Regions from separate parts of the Homo sapiens genome. Here all the other regions are linked to region 1. The links are chromatin loops, found by intact Hi-C in ENCODE. Cell type or tissue: heart right ventricle. All regions are shown on one strand. Each heading gives the region's core, and the rest is flanking DNA. Links, peaks and the distances in the headings are about the cores only. Region 1 overlaps KMT5B (lysine methyltransferase 5B). Region 2 overlaps CHKA (choline kinase alpha). Region 3 overlaps CHKA (choline kinase alpha).

Region 1 (10,952 bases), core at 2,833-10,832:
GATTGCACCACTGCACTCTAGCCTAGGTGATAGAGCAAGACTCTGTCTCAAAGAAATAATAAAAAGCAGGTTCTAGCCTGTTAGAGGACTTTCATAAATCTTTATTTAGAAAGGCAAAGAAAACATTTTTCAAGTGATTTAGTTATAATTTGGTAAGAAAACAATCCAGTACACCACTGGTTAACAGTGAGTGAGATTACAATGGAGAATGACATCACAAGCAATATTTACCTGCTACATGTTCAACTTTTCAAAATAAACATCTGTGACTTTTGTAACAAAATATTAAAGATACTTACACAAAGGAAAGGGAAACAGCTTGGCAGCTTCCCACCACAGGGCCTTTGCACTTGGGGTGCCGCCACACTGCTCCTCAGTCCCTGCCCAACCCCACTTCTCCAGCTATATAGATTTCCTTGTTATACATTTTAACCCTTAACGTTTCTCAGCATGGTGCTTATTACAACCATACTCACTACTCTGTGTAATTATCTGGTAACACCTGCCTTCCCTACTAGCTAAGACACACTTTTTTTTTTTTTTTTTTTTGAGACAAACTCTCACTCTGTTGCCCAGGCTGGAGTGCAGTGGCTCAATCTCAGCTCACTGCAACCCCTGCCTCCCGGGTTCAAGCGATTCTCCTGCCTCAGCCTCCTGAGTAGCTGGGATTACAGGCGCGCACCACTATGCCCGGCTAATTTTTGTATTTTTAGTAGACACGGGGTTTCACCATGTTGGTTGGGCTGGTCTTGAACTCTTGACCTCGTGATTTGCCCACCTCGGCCTCCCAAAGTACTGGGATTACAGGCGTAAGCCACTGCACCTGGCTTTATTTCCATGTTTTGGCCGAATAATCCTGCTGTGAACGTGGGTGTACAAAATACCTGTTTGAGTACCCGCTTTAATTCTTTTGACGATATACCCAGAAGTAGAATTGCCGGGTCATATGGTAATTCTATGCTAAACTTTTTCTTTTTAGATGGAGTCTTGCTCTGTCACCCAGGCTGTAGTGCAGTGGCACGATCTCAGCTCACTGCAACCTCCGCCTCCTGGGTTCCAGGGATTCTCCTGCCTCAGCCTCCTGAGTAGCTGGGATTACAGGTGTGTGCCATCACACCCAGCTAATTTTTGTATTTTTAGGAGAGACGAGGTTTCACCATGTTGGTCAGGCTGGTCTCGAACTCCTGACCTCGTGATCTGCCTGCCTCGGCCTCCCAAAGTGCTGGGATTACAGGCGTGAGGCACCGCACCCGGCCCCATACACTTTCATATCATTAGAATCCAGCACAAGACCAGACATAGGTCCATTCATATCACCTTCCCTTTCTATTCTCAAACCAACTGCTACACATAAGCAGAATCGGTTTTTAGTTTTCTCCTAAATGTGAAATCACAAAAGGACTTGACATCAAAGAATTCCAAATCGGTCTTTATCAATGGCTATTCCAAAGCCGTCTGCAATCAATATTGCAATAACTAAGGCTCCACGGAATCCTATGGTATCAATCCCAGCGATGAGGCCAATAAAAGAAGCCCTGCAAAGCTATCAGAAGCATTTGTGACCAATATTCCATCATAACACCATTAACACTGCTTGACAGGGCAATTTCTCAGTTGCTAATTTGTTAGAAAACTACCACGAATTCACGTTCATACCTGTAACCTTAAAACTTGCTCCTATAAACATTGTTGTCTCACCTGAGAAGCTAGGTGACTTGTCAGAGTAGTTCAACGGGGTGTTAGTATTATGAAAAGAGAAAGGCCTCAGGGTTTTCATTTCCCTGAATTCACAATTATGCTTCTACCTAAGGCAGAGCCTTTACTTTAAAATTAGAGCTGTCACGCTAATTCAAATGGTAATCAGGTATCTAGAACCATCAACTCCATAGCAAAGAATACGTCTCTATACTCCTAAAATAATTACAAATGTCCATGATATTATCATTCCTACTTTCCTTCTCTAGCTTTCATAGGGTCAAGCTTGGATGCATTTTGCTTCACCCAATTCAACAGCTTTCCCAAGTACCCTCAGGTGGTAATGCCCTCACTCAGGCCACCAAGAGAATAGCGTCTGAAGCTGAGCAGTTTACCTACCACCAAGGTAGAATGCTTCACCCACTGCCCTTTCAGAATAAAACGATGGCCACAGACACCATCACTAAGTTTTGAAAAAGACTAAACTTGTTGAGCTAACAGCTCTAAAGCAGACTGTAGTATGGTGGAAAACGGCCCCCAAAGACATCGGCTCCTAATCTCTGGAGCCTGTGAATGCTACCTTATAAGGAAAATGGTCTTTGAAGATGTTATAAAAAATTTTGAGATAAAAGAGATTATCCTAGATTATCTGGGTAAGCCTTAAATGCCACTCAAATGACTTTATAAGAGGCAGAGGGAGATTTGACACCTCACAAAGTACAGAAGGTGAAGCAGACTGGAGTGATGTGGCCACAGGTGAGGGAATGCTGCAGCCCACCAGAGGCTGGAAGAAGCAAAGAGCAGCTTCCCTCCACAGCCCTGCCAACGCCTTGACTTTGGCCCAGTGAAACTGATGTTGAACTTCTGGCCTCGAAAACCGTGAGAGAATAAATTTCCGGTTTTTTTTTTTTTTTTTTTTTTTTGACACAGAGTCTCACATGTTGCCTAGGCTGGAGGCAGTGGTGCGATCTCAGCTCACTGTAACCTCCACCTCCCAGATTCCAGCAATTTCTCCTGCCTCAGCCTCCTGAGTAGCTGGGATTATAGGCACCTGCTGCCACGCCAGGCTAATTTTTGTATTTTTAGTAGAGATGGGGTTTCGCCATGTTGGCCAGGATGGTCTCGAACTCTTGACCTCAAGTGATCCGCCCACCTTGGCCTCCCAAAGTGCTGGGATTACAGGTGTGAGCCACCGTGCCCAGCCCATTTCTGTTGTTTTAAGCCGCTAAGTTTATGGAATTTGTTACAGTGACCACATAACAGAGATTATGAAAAACTAAACCAAAGTAGAAACGCTTTACAGTTACCACACTCCAAAAATACATAAAATTCCAACATGTCACAGGAAAAAAGATTTTAAACAACTTTTAAAACAGTGTATTTAAAACAAGTTTTAAAAGACTGGGCAACAAAGTGAGACCCTCATCTCTACCAAAAAAAAAAACAAAAAAAACAAGTAGCCAGTTGTGCTGCTGCGCAACTTCAGTCCCTGCTACTCAGGAGGCTGAGGCTGAAGGATCATGGGAGTCCAGGAGGTAGAGGCTGCAGTGAGCTATGATCATGCCACTGCACTCCAGCCTGGGTGACAGAGTGAGACCTCACCTTTAAAAACATAAATAAATAAAAAGTTTAAATCATACACTATCCTTCAACTGAAGGTATAAAATGCAGCTACTGAGTTATATAGATTTTGAAAATAGAGCCAGCCTCTTAATTACACCTCTGATTACTCACACACTTGCTAGGCCAGATAACCATGATCTTCCTGAATAGCATTGTAATTGAACATTTTTCTATTTATATTAAAACTTACAATAAAAACTGAAACTATTAGAATTTCTCATTGAGCAAAACATTTTAAGGAGCAAACTATCCACTACTGGTAAGTTTATGATCAGACATTCGCAATTCTTTTTTTTTTTTTTTCAGACGGAGTCTCACTCTGTCCACCAGGCTGGAGTGCAGTGGCATGATCTCAGCTCACTGCAAGCTCCACCTCCCGGGTTCAAGCCATTCTCCTGCCTCAGCCTCCTGAGTACCTGGGACTACAGACACCCGCCACCACAATTAGCTAACTTTTTGTATTTTTAGTACAGACAGGGTTTCACCGTGTTAGGCAGGATGGTCTCAATCTCCTGACCTCGAGATCCACCCACCTCGGCCTCCCAAAGTGCTGGGATTACAGGCGTGAGCCACCGCGCCCGGCCAGACGTTCGCAATTCTTAGACTTACTTATTTGGCTACTGATCTACAGCCAGACATGTAAGAAACTCCTAATTGCCTTATCACAGAAAATACTGCTTCATTCTTAAATATCACATTCAATACGTATTTACGACGAGGGATGTCATGTAAGAAAGACTTCATGTCTTCATCTCAGTAGTTATTTTAAAACAAAGGTTTTCACTGATGGGGTTGTTGAGGGAAAGTCCTCAAAAAAACTTCCAGAAGAAAACAAAAAATGCCTGCTTCCCCCATCTCTCCACATTTGATCCATCTGCTTACCTAGCAGTGCCTAGAAATAAAATCAAGGATGCTTTCTTTGTTACTGTTTTCTCTAGGACTCAAACAGCCATTCACGGTTCTAGAAACAGATGCCACCTAGTGTCAAATGACTGTAAGTACAGCCTTTACAGCCCACAGTTTCTGTCAGAAGTTACAAGAAGTACATCAAAGATTTTTACTGGGCAAGGACAAGTGTGAGGAAAAGCTTCCAAAAGGTGGTTCTTGGGCTGGACGTTAGAGGCCACTTTGAGTTTGCCAGCTGGTGGGCTTTGCAGAGGCAGCCCGCACAGGGATTAAGGATGTGGCTCTGCAGTCAAAGCACCTGTCCCACCCTAGCTTCATCCTTACCCCAGCAGTGTGAGCAGACGAGTTATTTAACTTCACCGATGCCCCACCAGTACAATGAAAAGAAGGCCTCCCTAGGTTTGGCACAAGATATTTTAAATGAGCACAAACTGCTAACAAATTAAGGTCTCCCCTTCCAAGTAACTAAGGCAAAAGTAAAGCAGGCCAGAAACATTCTTCACAAAACTTTAATCAAGTAGAAATTTCCCTTCTATTCCCCACCATAACTCACACATGAAAAAAAAAATCTCATCACCTCACCCATTTAAAAAAGAACAAATGTGCAAAAGAATAATTATGACACAAGGCTGAGCACCAGTTCTGCTTTCCCTACAGTTCCCAAAGAGAAGGAATGTAACTTCTGGCTGCAACACGCATGATTAAAAATCATGCCAAGCAGCAGGGCACAGTGGCTCACGTCTGTAATCCCAGCACTTTGGGAGGCTGAGGCGGGCGGATCACGAGGTCAGGAGATCGAGACCATCCTGGCTAACACGGTGAAACCCCGTCTCCACTAAAAATACAAAAAATTAGCCGGGCATGGTGGCGGCTGAGGCAGGAGAATGGTGTGAACCTGGGAGGCGGAGCTTGCAGTGAGCCAAGATTGCGCCACTGCACTCCAGCCTCGGCGACAGAGCGAGACTCCGTTTCAAAAAAAAAAAAAAAATCATGCCAAGCTACATCTCCCATCCTAAACATTCAGAGGGACCACAGACTGGACTACAGAGCTTCTTACAACACAGTTTAGTTTGTGGTGTACCTGGTCAAACAGATTATTTTCACACCCTATAAAAGAAGATACAAACATCACTGCCCTTTAACACACACTCAATACTATCATCCCCATTTTACAAATGAGAACAAAACTCAGAGAATTAGAAAAAAAACTGAAGTGAAGTCCAGGCTGAGAGACTGTGTACTGTTAATATCACACAAAAAAGCAACACAGGCCAGGCACGGTGGCTCACGCCTGTAATCCCAGCACTTTGGGAGGCCGAGGTGGGCGGATCACGAGGTCAAGAATTCGAGACCAGCCTGGCGAACATAGTGAAAATCCATTTCTACTAAAAATACAAAAATTAGCCAGGCATGGTGGCACCTGCCCGTAGTCCCAGCTACTCGGGAGGCTGAGGCAGGAGAATCGCTTGAACCCAGGAGGCAGAGGTTGTGGTGAACCAAGATCGTGCCACTGCACTCCAGCTTGGGCAACAGAGTGAGACTCCATCTCAAAAAAAAAAAAAAAACAAACCAAAAAACAACACAGAATAATGACCCAAACAAATTTTTTATTTTTTTAGACGCTGTCTCGCTCTATTGCCCAGGCTGGAGTGCAGTGGCACGATCTCTGCTCACTGCAACCTCTGCCTCCCAGGTTCAAGGAATTCTCTGTCTCAGCCTCCCGAGTAGCAGGAATTACAGGTGCCCACCACCACGCCCAGCTAATTTTTGTATTTTCAGTAGAGACAGCGTTTCACCATGTTGGCCAGGATGGTCTTGAACTCCTGACCACGTGATTCACCTGTCTCGGCCTCCCAAAGTGCTGAGGTTACAGGCGTGAGCCATCACGCCTGGCCCCAAACAAATTTTTAAACACACTTCGCCCAAGCCAGGCACGGTGGCTCACGCCTGTAATCCCAGCACTTTAGGAGGCCGAGGCGGGAGGGTCACGAGGTCAGGAGTTCAAGACCAGCCTGGCCAACATGGTGAAACCCCGTCTCTACTAAAAATACAAAAGTTAGCTAGGCGTGGTGGCATGTGGCTGTAATCCCAGCTACTCGGGAGGCTGAGGCAGGAGAATTGCATGAACCGGGACCTGGGAGGTGGAGGTTGCAATGAGCCAAGATCGCGCCACTGCACTCCAGCCTGGGCAACAGAGTGAGACTCTGTCTCCAAACAAACAAACAAAAAAACCACTGTGCCCCATATTTGAAGAGTAAAACTCTAGAGCAAAATAGACATCGTTCCTGACTGCATAGAGGTCAGAGCATACTATGGGAAGAGATGTAAGTAAGTATGTGGTTATCAATCTGATGCGAGCTGTAAGAAAAACAAACAGGATGTTAGGAGAGAGACTAATGTAAGAATGGACTTGAGATGGGATGATCAGGGAAATATAAATCAAAATTGTAAATATAAAAACAAGACCAGACATGGCAGCTCATCCTATAATCCCAGCACTTTGGGAGGCCAAGGCGAGATGATTGCTTGGGCCCAGGAGACTAAGGCTGCAGTGAACTGGGATTATGCCACTGCTCTCCAGCCTGGGAGGCTACAAGACCCTGTCTCAAAAACAAACAAACAAAAAATACCTTTTTTGGGTCAAAAGCCCTCCTGGTACTTATTTATATGCACCAAACAAATATTTGCTTTAAACCCTCCAGGACCCTGAATGACGTCTGGTTTTGTTTCCTTTCCAAGGGGGAAAGTGAAGGGGGGTTTCCTATGGTGCCACTGGCTCACTGGCTGAAGGATCAAGCCCCCTTTTACTTCTCAGTGAGGAAAGCTGCAGCTTCCTAAAATCAGATTGGTTTTCTTACTAAAAATATCTATTTCTCCATATGATGCAACATAAACATTGCCTCGAAAATAAAAATACTCCTCAGAGACCATTAAAATGTATCATACATTTCAACCGTGTTATACAAATCAGACAGGCAAAACAATTCATCGGGCCGACCTAGAATCCACTCAGTTCAACAAACTTATGAAGAACCTCCCAGAGCTGCCAGGCACTGTTCGTGGTGCTGGAATACTGGTCATGTCCAGGGAACACTAGAGGGCGTATGAGAGCTTCTACTTTCAGGAAAATCAGTCGTTGAGTCAGGGAAGAAAACCAAACAGATGCATAAGGGGAAAAAAAGTTAACAGGGTAGAAAAGTACAGACTAGGAAGCAGAATGACCCTTCACTGAATGGGCCTTTTGCGTAAGGCCTGAGAAGCAAGCCGAGTGCCATTAGAGATGTGCTGACCAGGCATTCCTATAAAGGTGGCACAAGGTAGAAACACAGGTGTCACAACACACACATTCGGTTTCTACTGGTTCCCCTAACATGCAGGACTCGGGATTCGCTAGCTCAGCAACCCTATCAGGTGAAACAGGTATTAGCACTACAACAAGGAGGCTAAAGCTCAGAAACAAATTGCTTTCCTAAACTCAAAGTGCTACTAAGTGGTAAGGGTGGGTCTAAAACCTTCATCTTTAAACTGCAGTCTGGGGTTTACTCCAGTGCTTGAGCCACGTGTACCACCTAGAGGTTTATCACCAGCAAATGATCCCCGGATCTAGGTACTGTTTTCTTTCCCCCTTTTTTTTTTTTTTTAAGAGACGGAGTCTTGCTCTGTCGCCCAGGCTGGAGTGCAGTGGAGCCATCTCTGCTCACTGCAACCTCCAACTCCCGGGTTCACACCATTCTCCTGCCTCAACCTCCGGAGTAGCTGGGACTACAGGCTAATTTTTGTATTTTTAGTAGAGACGGGGTTTCACCGTGTTAGCCAAGATGATCTCAATTCCTGACCTCGTGATCCACCCGCCTCGGCCTCCCAAAGTGCTGGGATTACAGGCGTGAGCCACCGTACCCGGCCGGTACTGTTTTCTTTAGTGTGCTATTACAACAGACAAACTAAGACAGCTTATAGAAATGCAACTGGCATTGTAGGAGTCATACAGGCCCCCAATCAAGCTTTGGGGGGGGGGACACTGATACCCTAGTCTCTCAATTCTAAAACCCAACTGATTAACTATCTCATAATGACATTTCAAAAAAAGGAGGTAAAACTACATGAAACATGCAGATGAACTAAGGTGATTAGAGAGATGTCAAAATATGATTAAAATAATTATTAGGAGAAAATAGGATGGCAGTGAAGTGTAAAAGATGAAGCATTAATACAATTTTGGATTGGAAGTGACCTCAGAGTCGTTTTGTAGACGGAGTCTAGGCCCTATCAATGACTTATACAAACAGTGATAGAGCAGAGAATGGAATAAGAATTGATTCTTATTCCATGGTCCTTCAACTATTCCTAAAATTACACTTCTATACAGCAGTCATCATTTGACATACGGCCCTAGAAGATGGCCTGGTGTTCAAGTCTGTCTCATTCGGAGACCGGCTAGCCCCAAATCAACCCCATCCAGACACATAATGGATCACCCCCTGCATTTACTTAACATGCAGTATTGTAGCTAACAGGGTGATGGAGCGGAGGGAGGACACATGGTCCCTATCGTCAAAAGTGTGAGGAAGATTCTTAACCATCAGAGCGTTCTAAGGCTGACATAGTCGGGGAACTCCTGACCACGGAGAAGGATTTTGCCAATGGAGAGATTTGCCAATGTAAAGCTCATACATGGTACACAGAAACACGAAATAATGGGACCACGGCGATTTATCTGAAAGGATTTGCTCTGTAAGCCATGGGAAGGGCATTCCTGTGGACAGGGAGCTGCTTAGATGCCACACACACAAATCTCTTTATCACACAACCTGGCCACGAACCCAGGCCCTATAAACCCACAAACTGATAATCAGGTAAAGGAAAATCAGATTCAACCTCCTTTTTAAATAACCCAAGAGAAAAATCACCAACATCCCCCACCCACTAAATTCTCTGCTGAAAGACACGCAGACACCGGGACACTTCCTTCACACGCGTCTCTCCCTGTCAGAGTCCGCTACCCTCCATCCACCTCCACCTTCCCCACTACTGTCCCCTGGCATTTGCTGCGAGAATAAAAAGTTCACTGCATGAGCAGTTCAGGGTGTTTGGGAAAGCAGATGAAAATAAAGGCGCGAGAGCACTTGGAAATGATCATGGATAAAGAATCAAGCCCTACCCTACTCTCTTATTGAAGAAATATCTACCATATTCCCTTCACTCTCCAGCTCAGTTTTTAAAATATAATTATGTTTGTAAACAACATTAAAGTGGATTTATTTTGAAAAACTAATACAAACTATTAAGCTTGACAACTTGGAGATTAATAAATTAACCCATTCATTAAGGGTCTATGAGCACCTACTCTGTACCTGCCCGTGGGCGGACGAGATAACAAGAGACTCAAAAACTCACGAGTAACCACCCCAACGGCTGTGTGTGTGAAGGTTTCACCAGGAAGCAACATTCTCACGGGGCCTTTCTGAAGGACAAGAGTGTACGGGGTGGAGAAAAGGGGTGGAGGAATGCCGGGCAGGGCACGGCCGACAGGGACCAGGTATGGGAAGCTATTGGAGCCAGAGCTTGGGAGAGGGACCAGAATGTCGAATGTTTAGAGATTACAAAGTGAAAAATGGGCTGGAGTTCCCACACAAGCCGGGATTAGAGCGTTTGTGGACTCTAACCTGGGAATATAAGGCGCTCCAAGAGGGACAGGGCCACACCTCTGGTTCAAATTGCTAAACCTTCAGATACACAATAAATCTGTATTTACAGCAAGCGGCAATTTATGTATTTCAACATGCACACATTATCTGTAATTATTTCAGGTAAAAATGGTTTCCTCCTCTTTTGAAAATACTTCTTTTTACTACTAATTATCAATATTATAGGCGTGTTCTCAATATTAAAGACTAAAGGAAAAAAGTTATAGCTGGCAACTGCTTCCTCTAAAGATCCTACACAGCAAAGTTCAGACCTGTATGGCCATCCTCAACTACACTTTATATCAAACTGGTTTAAATCGAAAAAGGTCCACATCACAAAGAACCACAATCAATCAAATTAATTCACCTGCCCTCTATTCTAAGGAAAACTCCCCCCACTCCAGGTAAATTTCATTTGGCAAATTCTTAAAAATTAACTTCAAAGAACACATGTTCACCTCCCCAGTATTCCGAAAGTTCCACCACTTAATAAATCGTTAAGTTACTGTTCCAGACCCGGGTCCAATAAACCCAAATAGACTGAATTTCTCAGCACCCAACTTGTTTCTATCTTAATCCAGCAAGTTGCATCGAGTTGTCATTGTTCCTCCTTCCAAGGCGGAGGTGACAACGGTGCACATCATCCGCGAATACGTGGAAGGACAGACACACACCAGGGGACGCAGGGAGAGCGGATAAAGCACAAAGGGGACGCAGCGGCCGCGGGGTCGCCGGGCCACGGCCAGGGGCGCCGTCGGGGAGGAGGGTGGGCTGCAGGACGAGCTCGGGAGGGCTCCGAAATGCGCTCGGGCCAAAACAAAAACAAAAAGTTCAGCGCGGCAGTGGGAGCAGATTGGGCGAGACGGTTCACGGCTGCCCATTGGAGAAAAGGGAAAACAGAGTCCCCCAATCGCGAGCGGCGGGGCTGCTCCCCTCGTGCGGCCGCGGGCCCGGCCCCGACGCTGCCCGGCGGCCGCTACCGCTCCCTTCCGGCCGCGGCCACCACTGCAGGCCCCGCGCCGGCCCCGCACCGGCCCGGCCGCA
Region 2 (8,000 bases), core at 1-8,000, 140 kb before region 1:
AGAAGTAGAAATCATTGTAGTATAAGACTGAGGAGGTCAAAATGAACTAGTCCCATCCCTGTCCCAAAGGAAGGCAGCTCACCAGACTGTGGACATTTGTGTTATCCCCCACCCCAAGACAACTCACCAACATTCATTCACTATGGAACAACAGAAAGGTTTGTCTGAAGGTTAAAAATACTTTCTATTTCTATGTCAGTGACAGTTTTTTTTTTTTTTTTTTTTTTTTTTTTTGAGACAGAATCTTGTTCTGTCACCCAGGCTGGAGTGCAGTGGCATGATTTCAGCTCACTGCAACCTCCACCTCCTGGGTTCAAGCGGTTCTCCTGCCTCAGCCTCTTGAGTAGCTGGGATTACAGGCGCCCGCCACCATGCATGCTAATTTTGGTATTTTTAGTAGAGATGGGGTTTCCCCACGTTGGCCAGGATGGTCTCGAACTCCTGACCTCAGGTGATCTGCCCACCTCAGCCTCCCGAAGTGCTGGGATTACAGGCGTGAGCCACCGTACCCGGCTGACAATTCTTAAGGTTAAAATTAAATGACAGCCTAGCTTGGTTACAAACATGCCTATGAAAAACAGGAGGTCTAATTCAATAATTACCAGCTTCCAACCCAAAGTCGGGCACTACAGGCTGGAGAATGAAGTGGTAACCGATAAATAAAACCTTCCACAGCACAGGCAGGAGCCACCCACTCTTCTTCACTTACTGTCCCGTGTCAGAAGGGACTGAGGTCAGAGCTGGACTTCGAGGGTGCAGATGCCTACATTCCCCATCAGGATTGCAGGCACTTCTCTGAAGCAGGGGAGGCAAGGTCAGCTGGCCTGGAAGTGAGGGCAACCTCCAAAGGCAACCACAGCATCAGTGACAGCGGCTTCTCCCCCGGCTTCCTGGGCTGAGCCACACTGTCCTGATGCCACCAGGTCACCACATTCGGGTACTTGGGGAGACAGAGAACCCTCTGTAAGGAACAGTCATTTGCTGCCAACATTCACAAATACTATAGCATTTTTACCTGGGAGTAGGAAGAAAAAAAAAAACAAAAACGCTGCTAAAACATACCATGTACCCAAATTCAATAGATGAAATCTTGGCTTGTACAATGGACCACAGTCCCCAGAGGAAATGAGATGCAAGGGCAAACCTGGAATGATAAAAGCAAGAAACATATAAGAGACATACAGTATCAGTTACAGGACTGATGAAATGATTTCATGCCAGATGGACATTTTAACTTGTGTGGATGCAAACCTAGTTAGTGTTGGCAAATCATGGGTCTATATTCCACGGGACTAACTAAGAACAATGGGAATACCACTCCCACACCCTTCCCTCATCTGCTAGTGACAGGTGCACTGGTGAGTGTGAACACACACAGCTGGCCTGGCCATGGCACACGTAAATGCCACTTGGCCATAATATATTCACAAGGTGAATATATTCACATTCACAGGGTGCAGGTGAAGGCCTGGGTGGCCATGCTGGCAGAAAAGAAAGCAAGCTTGCTACAAGGGAGGGTGCACACCATAGCAACCAAGAGGCAGCCCTTTGCTGGAGGCGGGATGAAGCTCTCACTCCTTGAGCAAGAGAATTCTCAAATCCCATCCTTGTCCCATCCCCTCCTGTCACACAGAAGTGAAAAGAGCAGATCAGAGAGCGTGAGCCACGTCACCATCTCTAAGCTGTACCAAGCCCCCAAGTCACTGTGAATCCAAGTTCCTCCTCAAACAATACCCTGAGGGCTCATCCACATGAAGATAAAGCTCAAATTTAGGAGTGCCTGCTCTAGTATCCTCCAACCCTACTCTCTGTTCATCCTGTGGTCCCCGGCCCACAAGAGTCCCGTGTGCTACCCTTTCTGTCTGGGTTCTCCTCCATCTGTTTTTTTCTATTTCCACCAGTTCAAGAAACAGAAAGAGATGATGTATGCTGCGGTGAAGCCCAGCAGGTAGGCAGGTGTGACATCACACTTAGTGTTGGGGGTGAGCACTCTGGAGGCCACGAGGAGATGACTGTGCTAAGTGCGTGGAAAGATGAGGGGCCACAGTGACTTAAACAGCCATTCTACCAAAAAATGTCACAGGAGACCCCAAATAATAGGAACAACCCACAGGCCTCTTGACTAAAGAGATGGACAAATAGTGGTCTAGACCTTTGCACAATCTGGAAGTTTCAGGGCCCTGCTTTGAAAACTGTTGAGAAAACAGTTAAAAGCAAGACTTAAAACCGATAAACATAAGTTTAATCATTTTCTAGGAGAAACTTAAGAGTTAAAACACAGCATATGGTGGCCGCCACTCCAGAAGCATCAGTGACAAGTTTGCAGGGACAGATGCAGTAGCCCACATCTGTAATCCTAGCACTTTGGGGGGCCAAGGCAGGAGAACCACTTGAGCCCAGGAGTTCATGACCAGCCTGGGCAACAGAGCAAGACCTCGTGTCTACAAAAAAATACAAAAATTAGCCAGGCATGGTGGTACGTGCCTGTAGTCCCAGTTACTTGGGAGGCTGAGGCAAGAGGCTTGCTAAGAGTTAGAGGCTGCAGTGAGCCATGATCGCATAGCTGCACTCCAGCTTGGGTGACAGATCAAGACTCCATCTCAAAAAAAAAAAAAATTCTATAGGCTCTGGGTGGCAGCAGCCCTGTATGGCTGGGTTGTTGTGTCTGGATGACAGTTCAGAATGCCACAAAGTGTCCTGACCCTTCTTGGACATGGGAACTCTTCTTGTGATATGGTTTGGCTCTGTCTCCCCACCCAAATCTCATCTTTAATTGTAATCCCCATGTGTGGAGGGAGGGACCTGGCAGGAGGTGATTAGATCATGGGGGTAGTTTCCCCCATGCTGTCCTCACAATAGTGAGGGAGTTCTCACAAGATCTGATGGTTTTACAAGTATTTGGTAGTCCTACCTTCTTCTCTATCTCTCTGCCCCTCTCTCTCCTGGCGCCATGTAAGATGTGCCTTGCTTCCCCTTTGCCTTCTGCTATGATTGTTAAGTTTCCTGAGGCCTCCCTGGCCATGCAGAACTGTGAGTCAATTAAAACTCCTTTCTTTATAAATTACCCAGTCTCAGGTAATATCTTTGTAGCCATGTGAGAACAGACTAATATACTTTGCCTGCTGTATGCTCAGATCTGAAAGCTCTGCATAGTCTCGGCCACAATGGAGAAGTAGCAGATTCTATTTTTGACAAAGTGCAAGTCCTAAAGATGTACGATTAAAAAGAAGCTCCTAGGCCAGGCGCAGTGGCTCACATCTGTAATCCCAGCATGGGAAGGCCGAGCTGGGTGGATCACTGGAGGTCAGGAGTTCAAGACTAGCCTGGCCAACATGGCAAAAACCCATCTCTACTAAAAAATACAAAAATTAGCTGGACATGGTGGCAGGCACCTGTAATCCCAGCTACTTGGGAAGCTGAGACAGGAGAATTGCTTGAACCCGGGAGGCGGAGGTTGCAGTGAGCCGAGATTGCGCCACTGCACTCCAGCCTGGGTGACAGAGCAAGACTCTGTCTCAAAAAAAAAAAAAGAAGAAGAAGCTCTAAAATACTCCTAATTGCAAGTCAGCATCTCCCAAATATAGTCTATAAAGAGGAAAGCTATCTTTACAAATCAAAAAAGGAAAAATGTTACCTATTAACTTCAAGCAACATTTCTTCTTTTATAATGGATTTTTCTTCAGTACTGAGGTTTTCAAAGTCATTTTGGAATGCAGGCAAGTAACTGGAAATAAAATGGAGCTTAAAAAAAAGTAATTGTGTTAGGATCAATGATGGTTAAAATAGACAATGTCAATAGCTGTCACTAAGCATATGCATCTACTGTGACACACTGGGAGACACACACTCAACATGATGTTCAGCATCTCCGACATCCTGGGGCTGGCACCAGTGAGCCAACCTTTGCTAGGTTTTCAGCCGCTCTCTCTCCCCAGGATTTCTAGTGGAGATACAGTGTCTAGGCTCTTCAGCATACTTTTTCCATTTAGAGTAGCACTTAAAACATAAACTGGAGACCACTATTTTGGAGGCAGGCTTGGTGCACCCTCCCAATCCTACTCAGCTTCAGCACCGCTACCAAGGTTTCAGTGCTGGGCTGAGGAATGGGAGAGAAAGATCTCAGGAGGAAATTCCCATGAGAACTGATTCTCCACACAATCACCAGCCTCCTCCCATCATTCAGGACAGGAAAGGGAACTGTTAACACCAAAGATATTTCCTCCCACTACTAAACCCTGGTGCCCGAAAGATTACTTCTCTCTCCATAGTGTGAAATGAATAGAAAAAGGTCAGTGATCACCAAAAAGATGGCCAGAAAGCAGAATCAAGGCTGGGCTTTTCAAAAAAATACTACAAGGAACTACAAAGGATGACAAAGCTCTTCTCTGAATACAAGTATCTCTGGCACAGAGATTTTTAATAAGCTGGACTAAAAGGTCAAGTTTGTGTCTACATTTAACAGGAACAAAATAACATTTTTTAACATAAACCAAATTTTAAAAGGTTATCTTTAAAAATGAAGATGTAGGCCAGGCATGGTGGCTCACAACTGTAATCCCAGCAGTTTGGGAGGCTGAGGCAGGAGGATCACTTGAGCCCAGGAGTTTGAGACCAGCCTGGGCAACTTGGTGAAATCCCATCTCTACAAAAAATACAAACAATTAGCTGGGCGTGGTGGCATGCGTCTGTGGTCCCAGCTACTTGGGGGGCTGAGGCGAGAGGATCACCTGAGCACAGAAGGTCAAGGGTACAGTGAGCCATGATCGCACTACTGCACTCCAGCCTGGGAAACAGAGTGAGACCCTGCCTCAAAAAATAAAAAAGAAGATGTAATTCTAACTGCATGAAATTGACATGTAATTTTCCTATCAAGTATACAAAAACTCATCTCCTACCTGTTGTTTCTTGGTGGGATACTTCCGGATGTTTGCTCTGAAAAAAGGGTATTTTTCATAGCTATAATCATACATCCACTCACAGAAGTGATTTCCAATGTCGAATCCCCTGAAATAAGACATAAGACAGTGCACACAATGAGGCAAACCGTATGCCTGGAGGCTCCCTGACTGCAGAAGAAAGAAAGGCTGAGTTCCGAGCACGCCACTCCTGTTGCCATCTGGACTTGCTGAGGGAGCAGGACTGTAGCTGCTTTAATGACAGAGAGAGACAACAGGTGGTTGATCAGCATCACAGCTGACTAAAGCTATACAGGTGCACCTGAACCACTACTCCAGAACATTGTGTCTCCTAGACCAGGATTTATGAGAAGAAAATGACCTCTGAAGCCAAAAGAAAATGCCAAAGTCTGGACTGAATGGCATGGCTGTCCCCAACTAGCGCTGTCTGCTAGGAACAAAGAAGGCTGTGCTGCTTCACCACAACCATCACCGGCCACTGGACGAGAAGCCACTGATTCCAGGTGAAGCAGCTTGCAACTCAGAGCGGCATTTTGACTTATTTTCTCTAATAACTGTTAATTAAGCATATCGTAATGATAAATCAATATTGAGATGGAAACACTGGACTGTAACACAGTACCTGTAATTGTAACTGCTGTATTCGAAATCAATGAGCATCAGTTTCTGTTTTTCAGAATTCTCTCGGCCTTCCAGCAACAAGATATTACCTGCAAAAGGTTTGGATAACATGGTTTATGTTTTACAATAGAAGGCTCAAGTCCTTGAACAGCAGAGCCGAGAGAATGGATTTGATCCCTTAGGGAATCCTAACTGAATGTGGCTTTTGGTCTGTGGACATCACCAGGGCCTAGACAGAGCGTAGAAGTGCTCACGGGAGGCATAACCCTATGCAGGGTGGCTCCTGACCCACCTGGCCATGAGAACCCCTGCTCACAGCCCTAGTCCTCGCCAGACCCCCAGGATCACTGTGGAACAAAGCCTGGCCTCTTGCTCTGCTGTCAGGACAGTACTTCCCAAATGTTCTGCATGGTGGCATGCAGGAGCTCGTGCTAGCCAAACACCACCCTCAGCAGCCCTGGGACTTGGTTTGCTGTCTGCAGGCCAGCTGGCTGCAGCACTCCAGCTGGGAAGCTGTGGGAGTGCCCTCCTGGTAAGAAAGGCAAGGGAGAGCTCAGCTGCCACAGGGGATCCCCTGCTTTGTTCTTGCCTGCTTTTCCTTCCCAAGGAGACCACAGGCAGCATTCCTACAAGACTATTTGCTTTAGTATTGGATTCTGGGTCAGGAGTTGGTCAGCCATCAGCCTGGCTCTGCAGGCCTGCGTTCCTGAGATCCCCACACTCGACATGATGTTCAGCATCTCCGACATCCTGCTGCTGGCACCAGTGAGCCAACCTTCGCTAGGTTTTCAGCAGCTCTCTCTCCTTAGGATTTCTAGTGGAGGTATAGTGTCTAGGCTCTTCAGCATACTTTTTCCATTTAGAGTAGCAATTACAATGTAAACTGGAGACCAGAAAACGTGTATTGGCTCACACTTGTAATCACAGCACTTTGGGAGGTGGAGGTGGGAGGATCACTTAAGTCCAGGAGTTTAAGACCAGCCTGGGCAACACAGAGAAACTCCATCTCCACAAATAATTAGCCAGGTGTAGTGGTGTGCGCCTGTGATCCCAACTACTCAGGAGGCTAAGGCAGGAGGATCACTTAAGCCCAACAGGCTAAGGTTACGTGGAGCCTAGACTGCACTACTGCACACCAGCCTGGGTGACACAGTAACAGTCTCAAAAAAAAGGCAAATTGGAGGCAGACGCCCAAAGTAGCACAACAAAATTAATGTACAACTGTTACCTCTTCGATCCTTCCTACACTTTGCCATCATCAACACAGCCGATCTCCTCCAGTCCCCTCTCTCTAGTGATGTCTGTGCCATTTATCACCCCCTCACCACCAGAAGGGCAAGGGTAATACACAAAGCTGTAGCTGTAATGTCTACACCCTCCTTGAGTTAGCCAGCGATGAGCAGCTAATTAGTAAAAGGTAATTTGGCTCAAATGAATGGCTTATGGATGACGAGTCTTCATGAGAAACTGTTCTCAGGATTAAAAGCAAACTGCTGAGCCTGGCAAACAAGGGCTCAAGGTGGGACCTGAACTACTGTGACTAGGGGAGGCAAGGTCAAGGCAGAGAGAGGCCATGTCAGCAGCACCAGTGGGAGCTGCATAGTGGGGGGCCTCTGATGAGACTGTTCAATGTGCAATTGCATGGGATGAAGTTTTGTTACAGTAAGGAACATATCACTGTCATGTTTTCAAAGCAGAGAAGCCCGAAATAATTAATAGCACAGTGCACTGATACTAGGAGAGGAGGTGTTAGGATTACACGTGTTGCGATAAGCAACACTACGCTGTGTGGTGCAGAAGGGGGAAGGGCCCGGGACTCAATGGGGTAGGCAGTGGATCTTGTTCTTTTATTGCTTTTTCAGGTTAAAAAAAAATCATACATGTTTACTGTAAGGAGTTAAACACTGAAAAAGTAATATGTGACTTAGAAAGTTTAAGTTCTTCATCCCAGTTCCCAAGTTTAGTGAATATTCTTTCGGATTTCTTCCATGTAATTTTTTTTTTTTTTTTAACAGGATCTTGCTCTGTCATCCAGGCTACAGTACAGTGGTGCGATCACAGCATACTATAGCCTTGAACTCCTAGGCTCAAGCCATCCTCCTGCCTCAGCTTACCAAGTAGCTGGGACTACAGGTGCACACTACTATACCTGGCTAATGTTTTTATTTTTTGTAGAGATGGGGTCTTGCTATGTTGCCCAGGCTGGTCTAGAACTCCTGGGCTCAAGCAATCCTCCCACCTTGGCCTCCCAAAGTGCTGGGATTACAGACATGAGACATTGTGACTGGCCTCATACTCTATAAAAATAATACAAAACCTCATTGTCTGGTTGTATCATACTTTAATGTACCTAATACTCTTGATGCTACCTTACATTTTTCAGACACACTGCCAGTAATTTTCTAAGTATGCACACAAACCTCATCTGTAACAGAACATAGCAATTCTTACCTTCTTGACAGT
Region 3 (8,000 bases), core at 1-8,000, 130 kb before region 1:
CGTCATATGGTTCAAACCTAGTATATAACAGAATTTTAAAAAAATCTTCACTATGGCTGGGTGCAGTGGTTCACACCTGTAATCCTGGTGACTTAGGAGGCTGAGACAGGAGAAGAGCTTGAAGCCAGGAGAGTTCAAGACCAGCCAGGGTAACACAGCAAGACCCATCTCTACAAAAAAAAATTTTTAATAAGCTGGGTGTGCTGGTGTGCACCTGTACTCCCAGCTACCTGAAAGGCTAAGGCAGAAAGATCACTTGAGTCCAGGAGTTCGAGGCTGCAGTGAGCTATGATCATGCTATTGCACTCCAGCCTGGGCAAGAGAGTGAGACTCCCATCTCAAAAAATTTAATATATAATAAACAATACATACAAGAGCATAGATAGAACTTAAGAACTAGAACAAAATCAGTTCCACAGATACTATAATCTATGTGTCCTGATGCCTGCCCTTTTTGTCCCCAAGATATTTTTATTATTCTGAATTGTGTTAACACAATTCCCTTACCTTTTCCAAAAAGAGAACTTTTACTACATGTGCACATATTCTTAAACAATTTTTAAAATTTATCAGGCTTTATAGAATGGTATGATACTACTTACAGTCTCCTGCAGTTTGATCATTCAACATTATGTTTGTAAGATTCACCTATATTGCCACTTATAACCATATGAGGTTCTATTATTTACAAAATTCTTTCAAAAACTTATCATCTCGGCCGGGCGCGGTGGTTCACACCTGTAATCCCAGCACTTTGGGAGGCCAAGGCGGGTGGATCACCTGAGGTCGGGAGTTCGAGACCAGCCTAGCCAACATGGAGAAACCCTGTCTCTACTAAAACATAGCCAGGTGCCAGGGAGCAAACTAAAGGAAAAAGCCAGCGCAGTGAAGGCACCATCCACTCATCTAAACACATCCTCAGCACTGGCAGCTAGCACAACACTAGCACAGACGGACAGTGCCACTGTCAACTAGAAGAGGATACCTCTTCTGGGGAGACAGAGCACAACTAGCCTCTCTGTTTCTGGGCTGTGGGATTAGACAAAGAAACCCCTGCCCCTGGTCCCCAGCCAGACGCAGCAGAGCACCCCTCTGCCAGGCATCCTAGTGCTGGGCTCCATCTGCACAGATGTACAGGGCAGCCCTGGACATGCCCAGGCCTCTCATGGATAAGATATCTCATGCAGCAGGGCAGGAAAAGCTAGCAGCTTATGATTCTAGTCCTCAAGGAACTTACGCTCAATGAAAATGGGGAATATCTGATCTATCTAGGAAGAGAGTGCAGGCTGACAAAGACGAGCATTGCCAATCAAAGAAGTATTGCCAGGGCTCAGAGCCACACTTCAACACTTAGGGTTCATGAGAACCTCTGGGCATGAAGCATTGTGCAGGGCATGGAGTCAGGGGTGGGTGGGTAGAGGAACAGGACCTATGCTTTAGATATGTACATGTAACTCTAAGACATGGTATACTGGTAAATGTTACAGCAACATTAAAACTGCCTTGGGACAATAAGAAAGGGAAAATAATCCTGACTGCTTAGAAATAAGACTGCAAGGTCTTGGAGCAAGGCCTTGAAATCTAAGAATTTGACCAGCATATGGGGACAGGAAGATGGGAGGTAGGGAGACTCAGTAGGAATGCACAAAACAAACCAAGGAAGGGTGATGGGAAAGAACAGGCATGGCCCCCACAGGGCTACAGTCAGAGACTGAGCAGGGCCAAGGTGTTCTAGCAGCAAGTTCTATAAAGCAGGGCCCTAGAAGTTGAGAGGAACACGGTGAAAAGGGCAAAGTCTCAGGGTACACAGCCTCAGGGGACAATAAAATGGTAAGTTTCATATATATTTCAAATTTGGATGAATACACCTTTACAGAAAAGAAAGAGGTTCGGATGTAAGTACAAAATAAATGTTGCTTTTCATGATTTCTGATACAGTTTAATGACATAGGTGAGGTTAACAGTGAAAACACAGCATTGCAGGTTCTTGCAGCAATGAGACAAAGAAGCCATCTTCTGTCTGTGGCATATGTCAACTAAGCGTTTATGAACAAATCTTACCGGGATGAACTGCTCCAGTCGGCCTTGGGGAAAGATGCCATAGAGTTTTGGCCCAAGTGACCTCTCTGCGAGAATGGCAAACATAACGCTCTCCAGAACCATGGCCTCAGCCCCCTAAAACAGATGGCAACAAATCAGGTGTTTACTGAGTGTTTGCTAAGCGCCAGGCATCAGAAGCACTCTCACAGGAGTGTTTCATCTGATCCTCATGAGTATTCTTTCACGTGGGCACTACTGTTATCATCATCCCCATTTTAAATATGAAGAAACAGAGGTTCCAAAGTCACACATCGTGTCATTTGCAGGATTCATGCTTGCAAGCACTATGCTATATTGATAAGATTTAAAATATGAGTTTAATTTAGGTCACTAGATCCAAAAATAGAAAAATATCCATCAGTGCTTTTATTGCTTCTATTTATTTCGCAACCTATATAGGAGTCTCACCCTTGGTATCTCACCAAAGGCCACAACACCATCCATTCTGGTAAGGGTTGATTTGCTTTTGGTTGAGTGTGTCTAGTTAAAGCAAAGGATCCAAAGGACCTTCTGCCTACTAAATTGGGCTCATGGGTCCAACAAGCTTGAAAATTACTGATTTAGGTCCAGGGTCTACGGCTTTCTAGTCCAAAGAGCACCCTAGCATGGAGCATCCTAGATTGCTATTTTCAGTTGGCACACCCGACCTTTTCCTGTTATTGAATGTTTGTTGTCTTGCTGAAATCTCTATGATGCTGTCTGTTCTATCTTCGTCCTAATAATTAACGTGGGATCTATCATCATTTTGCCTTCAAAATCCATGCTTTGATCTCAAAGCAAATTCAGTCCTTGGTCTTTCCCCCTTAAACAGCACATTACAGCATAATGGTTTCCATCTGTTGGAGTGAAGGAGTCACGCTTACCCAGAGGTCCACCTGAATCTCTTAAAGAGCTTTTACAGGCCAGGCGGTGGCTCATGCCTGTAATCCCAACACTTTGGGAGGCTGAGGTGGGAGGATCACTTGAGGCCAGGAGTTAGAGACCAGCCTGGGCAACATAGTGAGATGCCCCACCACCACCGAAGTCTCTTTTTAAAAAAAAGAGCTTTTGCAAAGAGATTCCTAGGTCTTACTCCAAGTATTAAAAGAGAGGCACCAGCAGGGCTGTTTTGAAAAAGCTTTCAGATGATTCTAATTCACCCCCTGTGAAGCAATGTGCTGTGGAGGAACATGATCCCAGAGAAACCTCTAAAACACATTCACGTTACCAAAAACTGAGAAACCAAGAGGACAAACTTATTAGGAAATGATACAGTACTATAGTAAGAAGAAAACAAAAAAGAAAAGCTACTTCCAAAGGATATCAGACCACATTAAAGCAAAAAGTATTTTGGTCACTTTTACATTTTGTGGGGGTAAATGGATTTGCCGGTAATCCCCCCACAATTATCGTCTACAACCATCATTCGTATAATCCTCACAATTATGGCCTGTGATCTTGTGAGGCTCAATCTTTCCTAATTTGTGGTTTTGTGTATATGACAATAAACTGATAACATCTATCTATCAAGCTAATGAATTTTAGGGTGGGATTTGATATCAGACAGGTTTTATTTCTTAAAACCTTAGAGAATGAAAACAAAGATCTAGTATCTCTATTTAGTTGTCAAAAGGTTTCCAAGAACTTTTTAGTCCTATGGTAGTGTTGTCCAGAGATGCAGTCCCCATCTTACTCCAAGCCCAACATCACAGAAAGTATCCGGGGCATTTAAGCAAGGGTCTGCAAAGCCTCCTCCAAGTCTCTGCTTAGACATTATGCTCCCCTGCTCCCCAGGGGGCAGCACGGTCCTGGTGCTCTGAAGACTGTGGTCCCCACCACCACCCTCATGCTGTGTAAAACACAAAAGTAAACAGGGGCTGGGCATGGCAGGACAAGGGGGTGCTGGACTCGGAAGTTCAGCATTTTGCACATCATGTCCACTGGGAAGGATTCTCGGAGGTGACTTTATTTACGTGTGGCATCGTCAACACATGTCACCAGCACTAGCCAGAATCCTCTCCAGAGCTGAGTCAACCCAGAAAGGACATAGAGAAGAGGGAAAGAGATGTAAGAACTTTCCAATTCTCTTTAGCACTGCCCTAAACATTGTAAACAAAAACACACTTATTCTTACGTAATACTGTAGTTCAATATTTATTCACAGTAGGAAGAAAGGGGGAGATGGTGTATGGAGAGAAGGATTTGGAGAGGAAGAAAATGAGGCCGGGTGCGGTGGCTCACGCCTGTAATCCCAGCATTTCGGGAGGCTGAGGAGGGCAGATCACCTGAGGTCAGGAGTTTGAGACCAGCGTGGCCAACAGGGTGAAACCCTGTCTCTACCAAAAAAGTATAAAAACTATCTGGGCATGGTGGCGGGCACCTGTAATCCCAGCTACTCAGGAGGCTGAGGCAGGAGAATCGCCTGAACATGGGAGGCAGAGGTTGCAGTGAGCCGAGATCACACCACTGCACTCCAGCCTGGGTGACAGAGCAAGACTCTGTCTCAAAAGAAAAGAAAATGAAAGAGAACACCCAGGCACAAGCAAGAAAAATGACAGGTTAAGGACAGCAGAGAATCCTAGAATAAGTGTACCAACTACTGGTGGTCTTCTTGTCATCACTATGTCTCCAGGCACCTTCCTGATTGCTCCTGAAAGTGAGCATGGTAAAAAGGGGGCTGGACAGACATGGCTGGGTTCTCTCCTGTACCACGCACTGGTTTAGCCACAGCTGGTGACAGTGGAGGGAAAATTGGTCCTACTTTTTCAGATATCTCAACTTGGAACAATTTACTTGGGCTTCAGAAATAAAGACTCATTAATACATTTGCCTAAAACACACTTACTCAATGTCTACTATGTCCTGGCACTGTGCTAAGCGCCAGGGAACCAACAAAGAACAAGATACATAAGGCCCCTGCCCACAACGGGGCTTACATGACAGAGAAGGAGGGATGGGGAGAGAGAGAGAAATGGACAGTAAGCAAGTACACGCAGCTATGGACTGGGCTCACTGCCATGAGGGAAACAAGGGTGACTGGTGTGGTGGTGTGGGTATTTCTAAGGAGGCCACACTGAACTGACCTGAGATCTGAGGTGTGAAAAGCCACAGCAGCCCCATGGGAGCACAGGGCCATGAGGAAGGAACAAGTGTGACGCCTTCAAGGAACTGAGAGGCCTGTCTCACTGGAACAGGACAATCAAGGAAAAGGAAGAGCAGAGCATGAGATTGCCGGGTGGACTGGGGCTTACAGATACCAATTCACAAGTCCTCAACATGTTGTTGATGTTTACAGCTCACAAACTGGGTTCGATCCCCTGGGGACAGAAGAGGAGGAACCAGCACAGGCCTTAAAATGCCCTTTCTTATGTGACTGTCACCACAGTAAGAAAGCTTTCTACAGGGCACCCTCGCATACACCCCCAAAACAAACACTATCCCCACAGCAATACTCACTCTCACAACTGGGCAACACTTATTAATATTTTCTACTCTATTTCATTTTAAAAAGCAATCAACATGCTAACATTTCATGCCCCACTAGAGGTTCACAAGCCACAACTTGAAAAACTGGTTTAAGTTCAGGCAGCAAAAAGAGGGGCCAGGGCAGAAGGCAAGGTGAGGCAGGCGCCACTGCCAGGAAGGAGAGTGGTATTCCCTAATGGTGCTGCTAAGTGGCCATTAGATTTGGCAATATGGAACCTGTTGGTGACAAAAAAAAGAACAGCTTCAGAGTGATGGGTGGACAGATGTCAGATTGGAGCATGTGAAGAGTGAACAGAAACGGGAGAGAGAAGTGGTTGAGAATGGAACAAGGGGTTTAAACTGACTTTTCACTTTATCTATGAAGTTTCATTTATTTAAAACCCAGGAAGAAGAGTATTGATGTTATGAACTTCTTGAGAAGACATAACAGCATTTCTGTGGTATTTCAGCCAAAAATGCATAACCTCAATTGTGAGAAAACACTAGACAAGCTGAAATTGAGGAGACATTTCCAAAATAACGGATCAGTACTCTTCACAAGTATAAAGATTACAAATAACAAAAGAATTGTTACAGGCTGAAAAAGACTAAAGAGAAATAGCCAATGCAATCTTGAGATCTAGCTAAATCTCGAGACAGAACAAAAGAAAATATGCATAGGAAAACTTCTGAAATTCAATTCAGGTCATAGTTCAGTTATTATTTTTTTTTTGGAGATATTATTATTATTATTTTTTTTTTGGAGATGGATAGCCCAGGCTGGAGTGCAGTGGCAAGATCTCGGCTCACTGAAGCCTCCGCCTCCTGGGTTCATGCGATTCTCCTGCCTCAGCCTCCCGAGTAGCTAGGACTATAGGCATTCACTACCAAGCCCAGCTTATTTTTGTATTTTTAGTAAAAACAGGGTTTCACCCTGTTGGCCAAGCTGGTCTCAAACTTGTGACCCCAAGTGATCAGCTCACCTCAGCCTCCCAAAGTGCTGGGATTACAGACGTTTAGTTATCACTATTGCATCAACGTTAATGTCCTGGTTTTGACCATTGCACTGTGGTTATGTGAGATGTTCGCATTAGGGAAGCTGGGTGAGGGGTGCATGGGAAATCTCTGTACTATTTTTTTTTTCTTTTGAGTCGGAGTTTCGCACTGTCGCCCAGGCTGGAGTGCACTGGCACGATCTCGGCTCACTGCAAGCTCTGCCTCCTAGGTTCACGCCATTCTCCTGCCTCAGCCTCCCAAGTAGCTAGGACTACAGGCGCCCGCCACCACGCCTGGCTAATTTTTTTTGTATTTTTAGTAGAGACGGGGTTTCACCATGTTAGCCAGGATGGTCTCGATCTCCTGACCTCGTGATCCACCCACCTTGGCCTCCCAAAGTGCTAGGATTACGGCGTGAGCCACCATGCCCGGCCTCTCTGTACTATTCTTGAAATTTTTTCTGTAAGTCTAAAATTGGTATGAAATAAAAGGTTAAAAATAAATTCATATAAAATTCACATAAAAAAGACTGAAATCGGCCGGGCGATTTCATGGCGAGTTTGAGGGGCATGTGAGACATCCGAGGAGAGACTGCTAGCCAATGGCATTAGTTCCAAGTCGAGGTCAGGGCTGGAGGAAGAATGTAGCGGCCCTTTGGCCTATAGATCAGGTGACCGAGGGAGACAGGACAACATGAGAAGAGGGCCTATGGTCAAATCATGGGGCGCCCTAGCATGTAGACAGCCAGATCTGTACTTTGTGTCTCTGTGTCATGGCTGCCCTCAGGAGAGGAAACATTTCAAAAGGGTGGGGGTCATGTCAAATGCTACTGAGAAGTCAAAATAAAATGAGAACTGAAAAGTACTTTGGATTTAGCATCACGCAGGTCCTGGTGATCCACCATTTTCAGCTAACAGGATGTCCAAAGGCCTCTGCACAAAGGGCTTGGAATGGTTCACAACAGATTGTCAATCACTTCCCACCCAAGGACTTCCCAGTCACTGTCACTCCAGAGAGCACAAGTTCTAGATCCTCTAGCAGGGCACCCAGAGCAAGACACATGTAAAACAAGCCGCTGAAAAGTGTGGAAAAAATATCATCACTTTCATTCCTTTTTTATCTCAACCGTTTTAATGTCTATTTCTTGATTTTTTTCTTTTTTTTTTGCATTTGGTGGGGACGACTCCTGTCGCCCAGGCTGGAGTGCAGTGGCACAATCTCGGTCTACTGCAACCTCCGCCTCCCAGGTTCAAGTAATTCTCCTGCCTCAGCCTCCCAAGTAGCTGGAATTACAGGTGCCCACCACTATGCCTGGCTAATTTTTCTATTTTCAGTAGAGACGGGGTTTCACCTTGTTGGCCAGGCTGGTCTCAAACTCCTGACCTCATGATCCACCTGCCTCAGCCTCCCAAAATGCTGGGATTACAGGTGTGAGCCACCGCATTCAGCCTATTTCTTGA

What was found. Peaks named below come from ENCODE experiments on the same cell type or tissue, not always from the same donor. Only the 100,000 strongest peaks of a DNase experiment are listed, where the experiment ranks them.
Region 2: a loop joins it to region 1, with 3 times the contacts of the local background. A loop is called at or near these places in 22 of 110 quality-filtered maps.
Region 3: it touches region 1 in a loop (4-fold over the local background); 24 of 110 quality-filtered maps call a loop at or near these places.

What each region holds. Positions count from the first base shown.
Region 1 is chr11:68,202,018-68,212,969 of GRCh38, forward strand. The region is part of intron 1 of KMT5B (lysine methyltransferase 5B); the gene reads right to left. Among named protein-coding and RNA genes, the nearest start is that of KMT5B, 5.8 kb to the right of the region's middle. RefSeq lists silencers at 4,291-4,380, 10,516-10,952. In heart right ventricle, for the core only: CTCF peaks have their summits at 4,319 (motif pointing left), 4,519, 7,313 and 10,826; a DNase peak (open chromatin) is centred at 7,304; H3K4me3 peaks cover 1,762 bases; H3K27ac peaks cover 1,656 bases.
Region 2 is chr11:68,060,891-68,068,890 of GRCh38, forward strand. CHKA (choline kinase alpha) reads right to left here. Exons shown (of 12, transcript NM_001277.3): 7 at 7,989-8,000; 8 at 5,539-5,626; 9 at 4,896-5,004; 10 at 3,635-3,741; 11 at 1,063-1,144. Among named protein-coding and RNA genes, the nearest start is that of MIR6753, 20 kb to the left of the region's middle. RefSeq lists an enhancer at 5,663-6,163. In heart right ventricle, for the core only: no CTCF peak of the experiment used is centred there; no DNase peak of the experiment used is centred there; H3K27ac peaks cover 503 bases.
Region 3 is chr11:68,072,656-68,080,655 of GRCh38, forward strand. CHKA (choline kinase alpha) reads right to left here. Exons shown (of 12, transcript NM_001277.3): 4 at 2,062-2,175. Among named protein-coding and RNA genes, the nearest start is that of MIR6753, 32 kb to the left of the region's middle. In heart right ventricle, for the core only: a CTCF peak has its summit at 3,884 (motif pointing right); no DNase peak of the experiment used is centred there.